Regions from separate parts of the Homo sapiens genome. Here region 1 is linked to region 2. The links are chromatin loops, found by intact Hi-C in ENCODE. Cell type or tissue: A673. All regions are shown on one strand.

The links. A loop is a pair of places that touch in the nucleus more often than their neighbours do. Peaks named below come from ENCODE experiments on the same cell type or tissue, not always from the same donor. Only the 100,000 strongest peaks of a DNase experiment are listed, where the experiment ranks them.
Region 1: it touches region 2 in a loop (4-fold over the local background); 1 of 110 quality-filtered maps calls a loop at or near these places.

The regions. Positions count from the first base shown.
Region 1 is chr4:180,627,568-180,632,567 of GRCh38, reverse strand. No RefSeq gene overlaps it. Among named protein-coding and RNA genes, the nearest start is that of LINC00290, 530 kb to the left of the region's middle. In A673, no CTCF peak of the experiment used is centred here; a DNase peak (open chromatin) is centred at 2,057; H3K27ac peaks cover 1,731 bases.
Region 2 is chr4:180,562,257-180,567,256 of GRCh38, reverse strand. No RefSeq gene overlaps it. Among named protein-coding and RNA genes, the nearest start is that of LINC00290, 590 kb to the left of the region's middle. In A673, no CTCF peak of the experiment used is centred here; DNase peaks (open chromatin) are centred at 1,626, 1,786, 2,136 and 2,966; H3K4me3 peaks cover 2,281 bases; H3K27ac peaks cover 4,832 bases.

The DNA.
Region 1 (5,000 bases), 65 kb before region 2:
GTGATTGCAGGAAGGTGACTGGGACCTGGGGCAACCTCTTAGAATGAGTAAAGGGATGTGACAACTATGTGGGGACTGACCTTCGGTTGGTGCTTAATCTCATGTCTTTAGGGTAAAAAACAAAAACTAAAATAATACTAAACAATTTAAAAAGAAAAAAGAATTCCCGCAAATTAGGTTTGGGGGAAAGTGAAGACAAACTAGAGAAATAAATTTGGTTGAAATCAACCTTTGCTAAAAGTAGGCTCCAGAGATGAATTGGAGAGGAAATGTCACAAGATGTGAATGGACAATTTGTTGAGCTTGCTTTCTAGAAAAACAGTAATTTAACTTCAGATAACTTCACTAAATAAAATATTGTATTCCTTGAAACTGAAGTCTTTGAAAGATATATATATATATATATATATATATATATATATATATATATATATAGCACTTATGTAGTGATTTTGCTAAAACACAGGAAAGATGGGACAAGGTGAGGTGTTTCTCACATTGGGTGATTAGGATCACCTAATGCAGCAGTTTTCTTTTTGCTGATAATATTGTTCTCATTTAGAAAAAAGATTAATTTCAAAAGATCAGGAAAATGGTACTTGAAAAATGCATCATTTTTCAGGGTTTCCATTTACAACCTGTTAAACTTTGAGAGAGAACCATTGAAAAGAAAATACCATGAACATGCCTTAATAGTTCATTAAAGCTCAGAGACTGGCTGAAAGATCTATTCATATTATAGTACTCATAATATCAAGAAGTGGAAGAGAAAAAATGCAAGGACCTTGAAAACCATCAACTAAATTGAGAATATCACTTTGGTGTCTCCTTCATGGAGATTGCAATGCTTTTGTGTCTTTCCTTCTTTCTTTTTAATATATGGCTCAAGTTCTAAACAAAATGTAAAATGGCTGTTTTATCACGTTTTTAAAGGGAGGGAGATTGAATTCTTTGGTGAAAACAGTTCAATATAATGCCCATAGACTAACATTAATTACTAATTTTAGGCAAAATGGCACACCAAATTAATTACTGATGAGCTATTTTAGTGGAAATATGCCAGGAATCAGATTGTTTGGGGGCAAAGTGGCTCTGTAATAAATATTTAACACACTGTGGGATATTCTGGTTGCCCTGGTCAGCCTTTCATTTCCTTTGATCCCTGGAAACTATTTTTTGTTGCAGTCAACTGTAACTGATTGCAGATGGCTATTTTTTTTTTTTTGCAAGCCAGCCACTTAATGTACAGTTTCCCATTTCTTCACTTGCTTTTCATCTGACTGTACCTCTAACACATAAGACATAAGACATAGTACCTGAGTTTGTTGCCAGGTGCAATCTGCTAATCATTTAATGCTTTAGATTTGAATCTAATCTGCCTGATGTTTCTAACTATTTATTTAAAATCAGACATTTCTGTAGTGAAAAATCACTTAGAATCTAGTTTATAAGCGGTGAGATACTGTAAGAACATTTTTCCCCATTAACAAGTATGTTGTTCCATTTAACTACAGTATTTTATAAACCAGTATCATGATTGTTTCCTTGAAGTCTTATCTGAAGTCTTTTCCTAAGTTTTCTCTTTCTACTGAAAAACCTGGGATTTCAGAATAGTAGTATGAGCTTGATAAATAATGAATTTTAGTCTGAATCAGAGTTTATCAGCATAATATATTAATTTTCAAAATATGCATCCCTAACATTTTTATTTTATAATGTCCATTATGACTAGAATTTTTAAATAGCAGAAACTGTAGAGTAACTTTTAAAACTGAATAGAAAATCACTGAGTGATTTTTTCTTTTTACACAATACCATAGATTACAAAATTAAATCATATAATCTTCTTCCAAGCACAAATTCAAATTAATTTTTGGACTCACTAATGCTTTTAAGAATGCAGGAGAAATGTTGACTTCCTGTGCTAAATCCAAATGAATAACTTGTAAAGACAGTGTTAACATAATCTTTTTGACTTGCATTGTCCAATACTAGCCACTAGCCACATGTGGCAACTCAGTTGAATTTAAATCAGTTAAGTGAAACTGAAAATTTAATTATTTGCTTGCACAAGTCACATTTAAGTACTCAGTAGCTGCAGATTATGGCGGTTGGTGTATTAGACAGTACAGGACTATGGAATATTTTTGTCATGTCATTGCAGGAAGTTCTAAGGATACATCTGTTCTAGATTTACTTCTCTAATCTCTGGATTTTGGTATATATTAATCTAACAAATGTAACACGTAAAAAGAAAAGTTGCCATTTATTGAGGACCTATCTGCTAAGCACTATACTTGGTGTCTATAATAATGTAAATCCAACGTCATGACCAATTAGATAATTTGTTTAAAAACTGATATAGAGCAAAAGATGATGTCATTTTGAGAATTACAAATACTTTTAATTTAACAACCTTTAAAAAGAACTTACTGAAAAACATAATTTTCAGTATCAAAATAATCATGTTAAACCTAGCCAACTACAAACAGGCTATGAAAATCTCTTATCTATATATGTATATTCAATCTGAATGCTAATAAAAATTTCCCAACCCACAGCTAGGGGAAGAAAAAAAGAAAACTAGATTGGGTTAATAGTAAAATATGAAGTGATTAAAATACTCTTCAGGAATCCATTAATTATATATATATATATTTATTTATATATAAAGGATGTAATTAGATTTTTTTTTTCGAGACATATTCTTGCTCTGTTGCCCAGGCTGGAGTGCAGTGGGGCAATCTTGGCTCACTGCAACCTCTGCCTCCCAGGTTCAAGCAATTCTCCCGCCTCAGCCACCCAAGTAGCCAGGATTACAGGCGCCCGCCACCATGCCCAGCTAATTTTTGTATTTTTAGTAGAGATGGGGTTTCACCATGTTGGTGAAACTCCTGACTGGTCTCGAACTCCTGACCTCAGGTGATCCTCCCACCTCGGCCTCGCAAAGTGCTGGGATTAAACACATGAGCCAGTGATTAGATTTTTATCTCCTGTGCATCAATTTGTGTTTTCACAAACCAACTTAGACCTAGTTTTTTTGTAAATAAGAATTGTTGCATTAAGTGTTCTCTTTCATATATCTTTACATCTTGTCTCTACATACCTCCTCATAAACAATAAACAACACATTAAGTAAACTTTCCAGGCAACATTGTAAATTACACTAATTATCTTAGATACTTTGTTTCTGGAATGTTATATTTAATATCTCACAGTATTTTTTAAAACCTAATTATGTTCAATTTATAAGAATTTATTTACTGGGTAAGAATGTTTAATAGGCTTAATTGATTAGGGCCTCTATATTCGTGCAAGCCCTCACTGTATGAATTTACAGTCCCTGTGAAATCACATCTCATGGAGGTATGCAGTGCAAAATTGGCACAGCTGCACATCTCTGCTCATCATTGAAAGCACACAGTGTTTTCCTTTGACTTTATTTCATGAATGTTTCTGACGAATATATAGCATGTCCTGTACCAAATGACAAGAACAAAACATGTTCACCAATGAGAGAATACTAGAATTTGGACTTGGAACTCAAAGCCATTGGCAGGTGCACTTCTATGCCTGGGATCTCCCTGTACTTCACTGAATATTCTGGAATGCCTAAAAGCAACCCTAATTATTAATTCATCAATTTAATCATTTAAAAATATATGTGTACCTAAGATATACCAGATCTCAGTCTAGGAATATAAAGAATAAAACAGTCCTTACCTGAAGGTTTTTAGATTAGAGAAAAACAGTGACACGGAGGAAGTAATTAAAATATGTTATTAGAACTGCCACCAAATGGATATGCACAAGGTATCGTGGAGGTACAGTGGATAATTACCTAAACCATCCTTGGGTATCAGTGAAAGCTTCTTAGGGGAATATTACCTTAGAGAAATTTTAAAGTTTGGGCAGGAGTTAGCCAGGTAGAGCAGAACTAAAGAAAAGCACTCTAGATAGATATTTAAGAAGACACAGGGCCGGGCGCGGTGGCTCACGCCTGTAATCCCAGCACTTTGGGAGGCCGAGGCGGGCGGATCACGAGGTCAGGAGATCGAGACCATCCCGGCTAAAACGGTGAAACCCCGTCTCTACTAAAAATACAAAAAAATTAGCCGGGCGTAGTGGCGGGCGCCTGTAGTCCCAGCTACTTGGGAGGCTGAGGCAGGAGAATGGCGTGAACCCGGGAGGCGGAGCTTGCAGTGAGCCGAGATCCCGCCACTGCACTCCAGCCTGGGCGACAGAGCGAGACTCCGTCTCAAAAAAAAAAAAAAAAAAAAAAGAAGACACAGAAGGACAACCCAGGAGTGTTTTTCAAGGTTATTCTACAGACTACAATAAATCACAGTAATTATTAATAATTGTCTCACTTACATGGCAAAAAGTCGTATTGTCTCATCAATATCCATTCTTCTCCTTCTTTAAAAATGAAATCCCAGCATTTTAGCTGGGCAGTTGGCTGACCATCTAAAGACTGTATTTCTTAGTCTCCCTTGCAATTAGGCATGGGAATATAACTAAGTCCCAGTCAGGGATATATGAGCAGAAGGAAATTTGTAATTTATTTTTATTTTTTGAAATTTTCATAAAATCTAGCTCCCAGAAGAATGAATTTGTGATTTCTAAACTCTGTCTTCAAAGGAAAGTGGAATGACTTCTATTCTATCTTTAAAGCTGTCTGAAATATAGATGGATGATAACTGGAGCAGCAATCTTAGAATTACAAGATTAAAATTGCATGTTGAGAATGACTGAGCCACAGGATAGGAGAGCCTGGGTCCCTGATACCACAGAGACACCCTAGCAGCACCAGACTGCTTAAACTTGGAATACTATGGGAGAGAATAAATGAATTTGCAACTTGCTTATGTCACTATTATTTTTAGATCTTTGCTAGAGCAATCATCTTTGTTAAGTGTTAAAAAAACATTTTTAACAATAATTTACTTTTATCTTTACGTTACTCTTATTTGACTAGAACTCCTGATGTACCTCAAGAA
Region 2 (5,000 bases):
ACCCACAAACACCCTCACTCATTCTTTCTCACTCACACTCACCCACACACTCACACGCACCCACAAACACCCTCACTCATTCTCTCACTCCACTCACCCACACACACGCACCCACAAACACCCTCACTCATTCACTCTCACTCACACTCACCCACACACACGCACCCAGAAACACCCTCATTCACTCTCACACACGCACCCACACTGACCCACACTCCCCCTCATTCACCCTCACCCCTACTCCCCCTCATTCACCCTCACTCACCCACACTCACCCTCATTCACCCTCACTCACCCACACTCACCCTCGTTCACCTTCACTCACCTTCATTCACCCTCACCCACACTCACCCACCCAATCACACCCACACCGATGCTCACTCACCCACACACCCTCACTCACCCACACACCCACCCAATCACATTCACACACACCCTCACTCACCCTCACCGTCACCCACACACCCACACACCCTCACCCTCACTCACACTCACTTTCACCCTCACCCACACTCACTCACACTCACCCTTAGTCACACACCCACACATTCACACATACCCACACACCCACACTGACCCACACACACCCTTGCTCATTTACTCTGTCACACTCACCTACACACTCACCCACACTGACCCAAACTCACCCTCATTCACCCTCACTCACCCACCCAAGCACACTCAGCCACACTGATGCTCACCCTCACCCACACCCACATACACCCTCACCCACACACCCACCCACTCACATTCACCCACACCCTCACCCTCACCTACACCCACTCACCCTCACACTCACACACCCTCACACTCACCCTCACCATCACCCACTCTCACCCACACACCTGCACCCTCACTCATACACCCTCACCCACACTCACACCCACACTCACAATCACCTACACTCAGTGACCCTCACCCACACTCACCCTCACACACCCTCACTCAACCTCACTGACCCTCACACACACCCACACTCACCCAGTCACACTCACCCTCACACATTCACATTCATCTGCATTCACCCTCACCCCCACACTCACACCCTCACCTCATCTCACCCACACTCACCCTCACTCACACCCAGTCACCCTCACTCACCTACAGTCACCCACACTCACCCTCACACTCTCACACTCTCACCCCCCACTTCCTCCCACTCACCTGTATTCACCCACACCCACTCTCACATTCACAGTCACCCACTCCCACACTCACCCTCACCCACTCACCCTCACCCACAAACACCTTCACTCACCCACTCACCCACACTCCCTCCTGCTCACCCACACTCACCCACATTCACCCTCACCTGCATTCACCCAAACTCCCTCCCGGTCACCCACACTCACCCACACCCACTGTCACACTCACACTCATTCACACGCCCCCACACTCACACTGGGCCCTGAGGACGCACCAGCTCAAAGGGCTAAAGGACACCTCTTGGGGATGTGGGAGGAAACTGGAGTCCCTGGAGTAAAGCCACACAGGCCGAGGGAGAAGGGGCAGATCCTGTACACACCGGGGGCCCGATGGGTAGCAGCTGTTTTCTCTTCACCATTATAACAAAACAACCCTGTAGGGACCAATGTTATTGTCAGACCTGAAGTGTAATGAAGCGCCCCCTTTTTCTAAGTGGGTCTCACTCACAGAGATGCCATTAAAAATTATTCCTGGCCAGGCGCAGTGGCTCACGCCTGTAATCCCAGTACTTCGAGAGGCCGAGGCGGGTGAATCACCTGAAGTCAGGAGTTCGAGATCAGCTTGGCCAACACGGTGAAACGCCGTCTCTCCTAAAAATACTAAAATTAGCCGGGCGTCTGTAATCCCAGCTACTCGGGAGGCTGAGGCAGGAGAATAGCTTGAACCCGGGAGGCGGAGCTTGCAGTGAGCCAAGATCATGCCACTGCACTCCAGCCTGGGCAACAGAGTGACACTCCATCTCAAAAAAAGAAAGGAAGGGAGGAAGGAAGGAAGGAAGGAAGGAAGGAAGGAAGGAAGGAAGGAAGGAAGGAAGGAAAGAAAGAAAAAAGACTCCTAACTCCCAGCTTGTCACTCTTGGAATAGAGTGCCGTCTCTTTTACAGGGTATGAGGAAGTGGGAGGGAAGGTGAAAGGAGTCATTGCCAGAAGGGCCCAGGGTCTCCCAAGACTAACGCATCCTTCCTGGTTTCACGATGCCATTAGAGCCAGAACAACGCCTTTACTTTTTTCTTTTTTTTGGAAGGCAGTCTTGCACAGATCCAAACCAGGTGGAAAAATGCTTAAGGTTTCCCCACTTTCTCAAAAAATGTCATCACTAGTCCCAAATCAGTTAACCCTTTGCTCACATAAAATGCATTTGTACTCCTTAAATGCACCAACAAATAACGATTCCAGTTGACCCTGTTAAATCTAAGAACACATAAGAGTAGGATTAAACAGTTTGGCAGGCAGGTTCTCTGACTGCTGAACTCTTGGAAATACAATCACTCACCCTAGATCCTTTTTCCTCACATAAGGGCTATGAAGCGAGCTTTCTAACTATCCTTCAGCTGAGCACATAGCTTTCTTCAAGGAACGAACACCACTTCATCCTAATTGCTATTGTTTCTTTTCATAGCTGGCACTATCTCTGCCTTCTTGGCTCGTGGACTGTGCGAGAAGCAGATGTAAGGGGAGGGCTTTAAACTGAGAAGGGAAGACAGGTAGTAAATCTAAAATACAAAATTAATTAGGAACTAATTCAGGAAGAGAGTATAACTTGCTGACTTTATTGCCATCTTCAAAGCAGATGGGGCGGTGGTAAAATTCCCTTTCAGCAGCAAAGTGAAACAACAGTCAAATGTGAATTCCATCTTAATAATTATTTTTGCCTAAATACAGCCCTCCTTTGAAGAGACAGAGACTAGCAAAAAATAAACTTACAATTACGTGTTAGTGCAGGGAAGATGTGGTCTGGATAACACCAAGGGGATTGGCAAAGACATTCATCTCTTTGTTCAGAAATCATTATATCGACCTTGACTTACTGGCATGTAGCAGGCTCAGGCTGGCCTGCGCAGCAGCAGAGTCCCACCCTCCATCCAGCCAGGCCCCCCTGGCCAGCTCATTCTCCTTCACTGATTAAAGTAAGGAGAGCAAGTCCCTCAGTCACAGGATCCCCAAGATGAAAGGCATTTAAAAATAGTTTGGAACACACACAAAAATCTTCCTTTACCATTAATAAGGATTTCTCTTGTTTATTTTTTTCGATGACAGCTTTTTAGAAAGAGCCTATTGTTTTGGTTTGTGAGAGACAGAAACTTGTTAGTTTTTCTTCTTTTAAGTTAAAAAAGACTAACGGGAGCTATTAGCAGTTGGAGTGAAACTCATTCTTCATTGCCAAAATCATAAATGTTATATCATGTGAAAATATAAATGTCAAAGGATTTATGGTAGGGTGGCCCTTTAAACACCCCAAATCCAATACAAAGCAATCTACTATTGTAATGCATAGACAGAAAAATATCCCTTTTTCTTTTTAGTATATTACACTGGCAGAGATACTCTGAAAATAGTTCAGGATCAGAAAAACGTTCATGGCCCTTGTGTTGTTATCTTGCAAATTGGGGACTATCTATACTCACCCTGCTCTCCCTGTAGAGCCTGCACTCAAATCCCAAATGTTCTGTGAGAACTGGCGAAGACACCTCCTCCAGGGAGCCTTCCCTGATTTACTTCCCTTTAAAAGAATCATGCTATTGACTTGAATCTTTCAGCAATTGTGGACCGAACCCTTTACCAGGATATTTAATACTGACACACACTTTCAGATCTGTTTCATTCTCTTTTAAAATGTAATGCTAATAAAATAAATAGCTGCATATTGCTAATGCACGTTATCTTAGACATATACATCTAATTTCCAAAATTAGATTGACGGTTGAGGTAGCATATTTTTAAATCACAAAATAGGGTTGTATATATTTTTCCATCTGTTTGGGGGATCCTTTCCCTTTCTTAGTCCAGAATATTCCTATTCACTTTTAAGAGCCAGCCAAATAAGGCTTCTGTTTGAATAAGGGCTTCTACGTGAAGAGCACCACTGCCCCAGCCTGGCACAATCCCAGTCCTTTGTTCGTCTTTACAAGACAGCACTCTGCCGTTTGTGTCTTTCTGGTCTGTTCTCCCATTTACCTGTCAGTATCCACTGAGTTCCGCCAAAGCAGACACATGGATCATTTATTCATGTCTGAATCCCCAGGACACAGAGAATACAAATGTGTAGGCTGTGGTACTCAATCACCGGTATTATATGTTTGAGAATGAATGCTATAACATCGCAACATTTTTAAAAATATGATACAACGATAGCCTTTTAAAGTGTGTTTTAAGACATTTGGAAATTTACACATTCTACTGGGTTACTGTACATTAAAAAATAACCCTTAAATCTAGCAGAATGATAGGAAATAAATTAGCTGGCTTAGGATGCTGTGATATTTCTACATGTGATTCAAAAATTACTCTATTTGAATAAAACTTTTGACGAATGCTGCTCAAAATGTGTTCCTAGAACGGCAACATCATCATCATCCCTGGGAACTTGTTAGAATGCACCTTCTCAGGCCTTTTCAACACCCTCTGAGTCAGAAATCCTGGGGTTGGTGGGCAACAAGCTGAGTTTCAGCAAACCTTCCAGATGATTCGAATGCTCACTAAAGTTGAATAACTATTGTGATTTTATTGGGAGGCAGAGGCACAAGAATCGCTTGATACCAGGAGGCAGAGGTTGCAGTGAGCTGAGGTTGCGCCACTGCACTCCAGCCTTGGTGACGGAGTAAGACTCCATCTCCAAAAACAAAACAAAATAAACAAACAAACAAACTATTGTGATTGTATTGAAATATGAAAATCTGTAAGCAAATACTCTAATTATAATTTTGAAAATAAGATTTAAAAAGAGGAATGCTTTGGTCTTGGATGCAAATGTTTAATTATAGGATGTGCTTATCTCACTTTTTCTTTTGTCACCTT